Regions from separate parts of the Homo sapiens genome. Here region 1 is linked to region 2. Evidence: chromatin contacts called from ENCODE Hi-C data. All regions are on one chromosome and are shown on one strand. The core of a region is the stretch at or near the end of the contact, and the rest is flanking DNA. Distances in the headings are between cores, read along the strand shown.

Evidence for each region. Hi-C counts contacts between places; a loop is a spot of excess contacts on that map. Pooled maps may share reads with other maps.
Region 1: a map of naive thymus-derived CD4-positive, alpha-beta T cell shows a loop between it and region 2 (19-fold over the local background). The contact joins the promoter of TCF4 here to the promoter of MBD1 in region 2. A Hi-C loop is called at or near these places in 1 of 168 maps with a recorded cell type or tissue (naive thymus-derived CD4-positive, alpha-beta T cell) and 8 of 50 pooled maps.

Annotation. Positions count from the first base shown.
Region 1 is chr18:55,586,822-55,589,643 of GRCh38, reverse strand. TCF4 (transcription factor 4) reads left to right here and starts at 1,452. Exons shown (of 20, transcript NM_001083962.2): 1 at 1,452-1,606; 2 at 2,508-2,599. The coding sequence starts at 2,528.
Region 2 is chr18:50,280,260-50,283,244 of GRCh38, reverse strand. It overlaps MBD1 (methyl-CpG binding domain protein 1), which reads left to right and starts at 1,722. Exons shown (of 17, transcript NM_015846.4): 1 at 1,722-1,882. It overlaps CXXC1 (CXXC finger protein 1), which reads left to right. Exons shown (of 15, transcript NM_014593.4): 14 at 239-391; 15 at 506-898. The coding sequence ends at 652. RefSeq lists enhancers at 483-1,063, 1,064-1,644 and silencers at 1,790-1,899, 1,910-1,989.

The sequences.
Region 1 (2,822 bases), core at 203-2,702, 5.3 Mb before region 2:
AGAGAAGAAAAAAAATCACCAACAAGAATTGTTTGAGGAAAAATTATAACTATCCTGTGTTCATTTTTTTTTTTATAAACAATAAGAAAAAGTTGTTGGATTTTTTTTTAATGATTTCTTTTTTGGGGGAGGGAATTTTGTTGCAGTTTTATGGTGGAAAATGCAAAAACCAGAGCCAGGTGCATAATCTTGTAATCTGTGGATATCCCTGGAGCAGGACTGAGTACCAGTTAAAATACTTTTTGGGGATACACATGTGAGATACTAAGTACTTGCAGAAGATTTTTGTCTCTCTTTTTAAAGTCTCTTTCCTTGGAATATTGTGAGAATATTTGTGGCCATTTAAGGTAACGTTTCAATTTGCCGTCAGAGTAAACTGTTTGTAATTGAATTTAATTTTTAAAATGTCGATCCCGATGTTTTATTAAAACAAAAGGGACAACCTATTAAATAATTGCCAATGGGAAAAAGTGTGTGCATGCATTTTGTGTATGTACTCGCACATCTAGCAATACCAGGATTTGTAGAATGTGTGTTTTTTTTTTCAAACACACGTTAAAATAGCTTATGTTGCATATACCGGATAAAGCACGCTTGTTATTACGAAACGATAGAATTATGAAGCTTAAATTTTATCCTAAAAAGTGATGTGAAAAAGTATGTTTTAAGAGCATGCAGGGCCTATAATGGTAAATGTTGAATTAAAAACTTACAGTGCTGGCGAACAGGGACTTAGCGTGCCTAGGAACTCAAGTGCAAAAACAAAACAACATCCACCCCCAAAAATTGCCCTTTTTTTTTTTCGAAGTTTGCAGTTATACTATTCTGTGACTTAAAAGGGAGGGGAAAGAAAGTATGCAATTCAGATTTCGCCCCCAACGCAAAACTACCGAAACGAAAATCTCCCCAGGAAAATGTGGCTTGATTTATAGACGAAAAAGAAAAATATTGTTCCTCTTGGCAAAGTCTTTTTGCATCACGTGTATTTGCAGCCTAGTATAAACTTGCTTTGCCGTGTGTGGATGTGTGAGTGAGAGGGAACGAGAGTAAGAGAAAGAAAGAAGTGAGGGGATGTAAACTCGAATAAATTTCAAAGTGCCTCCGAGGGATGCAACGGGCAAAAACTGAACTGTTCAGGCTTCAGATTGTAACTGACGATCTGAGGAAAAATGAGGTGCTCGATGAATTTTCGTTTGTATTTTTTGGCGAGGCGGGGGAGGTGTTGAGATTTTTTTTTTTTCCCCTCGGGGTGGGTGCGAGGGGGATGCATCCTAGCCTGCCCGACCCGGAGCAAGTCGCGTCTCCCCGCCGGAGCCCCCCCACCCATTTCTTTGCTGAACTTGCAATTCCGTGCGCCTCGGCGTGTTTCCCCCTCCCCCCTTCCCTCCGTCCCCTCCCCTCCCCGGAGAAGAGAGTTGGTGTTAAGAGTCAGGGATCTTGGCTGTGTGTCTGCGGATCTGTAGTGGCGGCGGCGGCGGCGGCGGCGGGGAGGCAGCAGGCGCGGGAGCGGGCGCAGGAGCAGGCGGCGGCGGTGGCGGCGGCGGTTAGACATGAACGCCGCCTCGGCGCCGGCGGTGCACGGAGAGCCCCTTCTCGCGCGCGGGCGGTAGGTACCGGCGCCTGCGGGGCTCGGCGGGGCGGAGGCGCCCGGCGGCGCGGGGTTCGGGCTCGGCGGCCCCGCACGCGGCTCCGCGCCTCCCGCGCCGCGGGCTCCCGGCGCCCGGCGCTCCCAGAAGAGACACCCCTTCCCCTCCCGCCGCTTCCCTCCCCCTCGCCGCCAGCCCCCCCGCCCCTCCCCTTGATGCCCCCTCGGAGGGACCGAGGACTTTGCCAGGGGCCTGACTTTAATTTTTATAACCCCTTTCTTTCACAAATTAGGGTGCTGGACAATTAGAGGACCCGACCCTCCACTCCGCTCCCCCCAACCCTGTCACCCCACCCCTCCCCCTTTGGACGTGTTTTCACTCCAGAGACGCTCATCTTTAATTTCTTGATAGCTACTTTGAAAAGCGGAGGGGAGTGGTGTGTGCGAGTGTGTGTGCGTGTGCGAGTGTGAGTGTGCGAGGGGGGTGGGGTGCAGGGTGGGGGGAAAGTTGAGATCGGATCGTTCTCAGTAGTTTCTCTTTTCTCTGTGATCCATTCATTTCTCGCTCTACCTCCTGTTGCATAAAATGATGCGCTGAAGAGCGGCTTTTTTTTTTTCTTTCCCTGATTTGGTTTTATAGTGGATGTTACCAGTTTGATCGTCTCTTTGGAAATACAATATCGCTTTTTTTTTTTTTTTTTTTTTTTTTTTTTTTTTTTTTGCTATTGCTGCCTATTCCATCTTAAAAAAACAAAACCAAACCCAACCCAACAACAAGTCTCCCATCCCTTCCTCCTTTCCACCTTAATCCCACCCGCCCCCACGTCCCCACCCCCAACCCCCCAGTCTCCAAAAATCCGATTGTGTTTTCTCCAAGGATTGGGACTGGATTTTCTGATTGCGGTTATTTCCATGTTTCTAGGTTTGTGTGATTTTGCTAAAATGCATCACCAACAGCGAATGGCTGCCTTAGGGACGGACAAAGAGCTGAGTGATTTACTGGATTTCAGTGCGGTAAGAAAGAACGGTGGAAACTAACAACAGCTGTGAAAAAAACAAAACAAAAACCCAAACACTTCAGCTAGAAACCAGTAGGAATCTAAAGGACAGTAATAATTTTTAATTGGCTGAATCCTTGGTAAATATGAAGGTCTTTTTGACAAGTTTTTAACTATAATTTTGTGGTGTGATGGAAGATTCAGGCTTTTTTTTTTTTTTGAGTTTTATTACTGGCCTT
Region 2 (2,985 bases), core at 473-2,972:
CTCCCATTTTGCCCCTCCTCCCTGCCTCGCTGTCCCACATTCATCCCTTCCTTCCTCACCTCACTTTTCCTTCACTTTTTCCTCTCAGCTTCCCTGCTGCTTCACCCTCCATTCCTCCTTTTCCATGCCTCCTCACCGTTCCCTGAACCCTCCATTCTTTTCCTTCTCCCTCCTTGAGCCCCCATTCCTATTCTCCCTTATCACCGCTATTCATCCCCCCAACCTGGCCTCCTTGCAGGTGCCAGCTGACGAGGTATGCGGGTGCCCCCTTGTACGTGATGTCTTTGAGCTCACGGGTGACTTCTGCCGCCTGCCCAAGCGCCAGTGCAATCGCCATTACTGCTGGGAGAAGCTGCGGCGTGCGGAAGTGGACTTGGAGCGCGTGCGTGTGGTAGGTTTCTGTGCGGTTTTGGTGCTGCATGTGGTAGGTTTCCATGTCGGACGTGGCCGGGGCAGGCGGGGCTGCAGGTGTTCCTGCTTAGGACTCCTGCCGCTCCCTTGGCAGTGGTACAAGCTGGACGAGCTGTTTGAGCAGGAGCGCAATGTGCGCACAGCCATGACAAACCGCGCGGGATTGCTGGCCCTGATGCTGCACCAGACGATCCAGCACGATCCCCTCACTACCGACCTGCGCTCCAGTGCCGACCGCTGAGCCTCCTGGCCCGGACCCCTTACACCCTGCATTCCAGATGGGGGAGCCGCCCGGTGCCCGTGTGTCCGTTCCTCCACTCATCTGTTTCTCCGGTTCTCCCTGTGCCCATCCACCGGTTGACCGCCCATCTGCCTTTATCAGAGGGACTGTCCCCGTCGACATGTTCAGTGCCTGGTGGGGCTGCGGAGTCCACTCATCCTTGCCTCCTCTCCCTGGGTTTTGTTAATAAAATTTTGAAGAAACCAAGGAAGCTGTCTCCACATTGCTGCGGTTGCAACTGTTCCAGACTTCTGGATAAGATGGGGGGCGCCTGCACCCCGCGAGAGCCCAGGGACCCACATTCCCAGCCTCCCACGGGCAGAGGGTCTACGCAGCGCGCCTTCAGTGTGGTGACACCGCCCATGCATGCTCCTGTCTCCCACCCAGAGCTGTCGTCCGCTGTGGACGCCAGGCCCCGCCTTTTCCCCACAAGCCCCACGTTGGGGATCCGCCTCCTGCAGGGGCGCGCCCTCCCGCGTGCCTCAGTTTACCTGCGGTGTGGCACCGCCCCTTTCCCCGCCCCGCGCGCTCCCACAGCTGTTCGGCGGGGAGGAGGGAGCGGGACACGACCCCCCCTGGGGTTGATGTTCGGAGGGACCCACGAACACAGGATAGACCCCAGCGAGAGGTGGGAGAGGAGAGCGCCGGCAGGGCCAGGGAGTGCGCAGGCGCGAAGCAGCTTCCTTGCCGCGTTCGGTATCGGCTGTGGAGACCGCGGGAGGGAAGGGAGGGCGCAGGCGCAAGCCCTCCCCGACCGCTTCCCTTCAGGTTGAGGCTGGAAAGCGCATGCGCCAGCTAGATGGGCAGCGAGGAGAGCCGCAACTGCCAGTCCCTCGAAGGGGTTAGCTGTCGTTGAACGTCAGCACGCAGATGCAACTGGCTCTCGGCAGGGGGGCGCGCGCACCGCTGCGGAGCGCCGGCCCGTAGGCGCGGGAGCCTCCCTATTAAGGGCACGCGACATCGAGGCAATAGTGCGCAGGTGCTTAGCCAGAGGCGGAGCCCGAGAGGCAGGCAGCGGACTTCCGGTTCCGGGAGCAACGAACAGCCGCGGAGGCGACAGCTACCGCTTCAGAGGAGGCGGCCGCGGAGGAGGAGGAAGGGGAGGAGGGCGAGGCGGGAGGTGCAGGAGGGACCCTCGCCATGGGTCCACGGGCCTAGAGTGGCGGAAGATACCGGCCTGGTGCCAAACTGGTGAGACAGCCTTGGGGCTGGACGTGGAGAGCGCTCAGGCGGAGGATGGGAAGGAATTGTGGCTCAGAACGCTGACGGGGAGGAATGAAGGGCCCTCAGGCCGATAAGGGGGAGGAATGGCGGCGTCGGAATACTGACGAGGAGAAATGGGGGGATTTAGGCTGAGGACGGGAAGGAATGCAGCTCTGAACTCTGACAGGTAGGAGTGTCGGGATCCTGGGACGAGGACGGAGAGGAATGGTGGAGATCAGAACGCTAAAGGGAGACATCGGGGCATCTGAAGTTGAGAGAGAAATGGGGGTTCAGAACTCTGAGAGGGAGAAATGAGGGGCCCTCAGGCTGATGACAGGAGAAATAGAGGCTTTGGAATGCTGAAAGGGAGGAATAGGAGGCCCCATATAGAGGACGAGGAGCAGTAGGGGATCAGAATGGTGACAGTTAGGGATGGCATGATCCCGGGACAAGAACAGAGAGAATGGAGGAGGGTTCGGAATGCTGAGGGGAGAAATTAGGGTCTCTCTGGATGATAAGGGAGGAATGGAGGATGAGAACAGTAAGGAGGAGAAGTGGGGAACTTTTTGGCTGTAGAGGAAGGTTTGGGAGCTCAGACTAGGGAGAAATTGTGGGTGAGAACATTGAAGGAGAAGAAAAATAAGGGGGGAGGTCTTGGGCTGAGGAAGGGGAGGCATGGGAGGCTTCCAGTGTGAGGAATGGAAAAGATGAGGGGCTGTTCAGGCTATGGGTTGGAGCAGTTGTGTCTCGCAGAGGAAGTCGAGGTTGTAACACTGAGGTAGCAGGATAAGAGGACATCAGGCAGAGAAGGAATGGAGTGGTTAAAACACTGAAGGAGGGAAATTAGGAACTCCTGGGTCAAGGAAGGGGGGAATGAGAGACTACTGAAGTCAAGTAGTGAGGGCAAGAGAAATGGGGCCCTTTGGGGCTGAGGATGGGGACTATGGGGGTCTTGGGGTGATAAAATAGAGGGATAGAGGCCCTTAGGTCAGTGACAGGGAGGAATGAGGGGGAAGGATGAAAAGTTTCTGGATTGGCAGTGAGGAGAAATGATGGGTTGTCAGTCTGAGGATAGAGAGGAGTAGGGGATT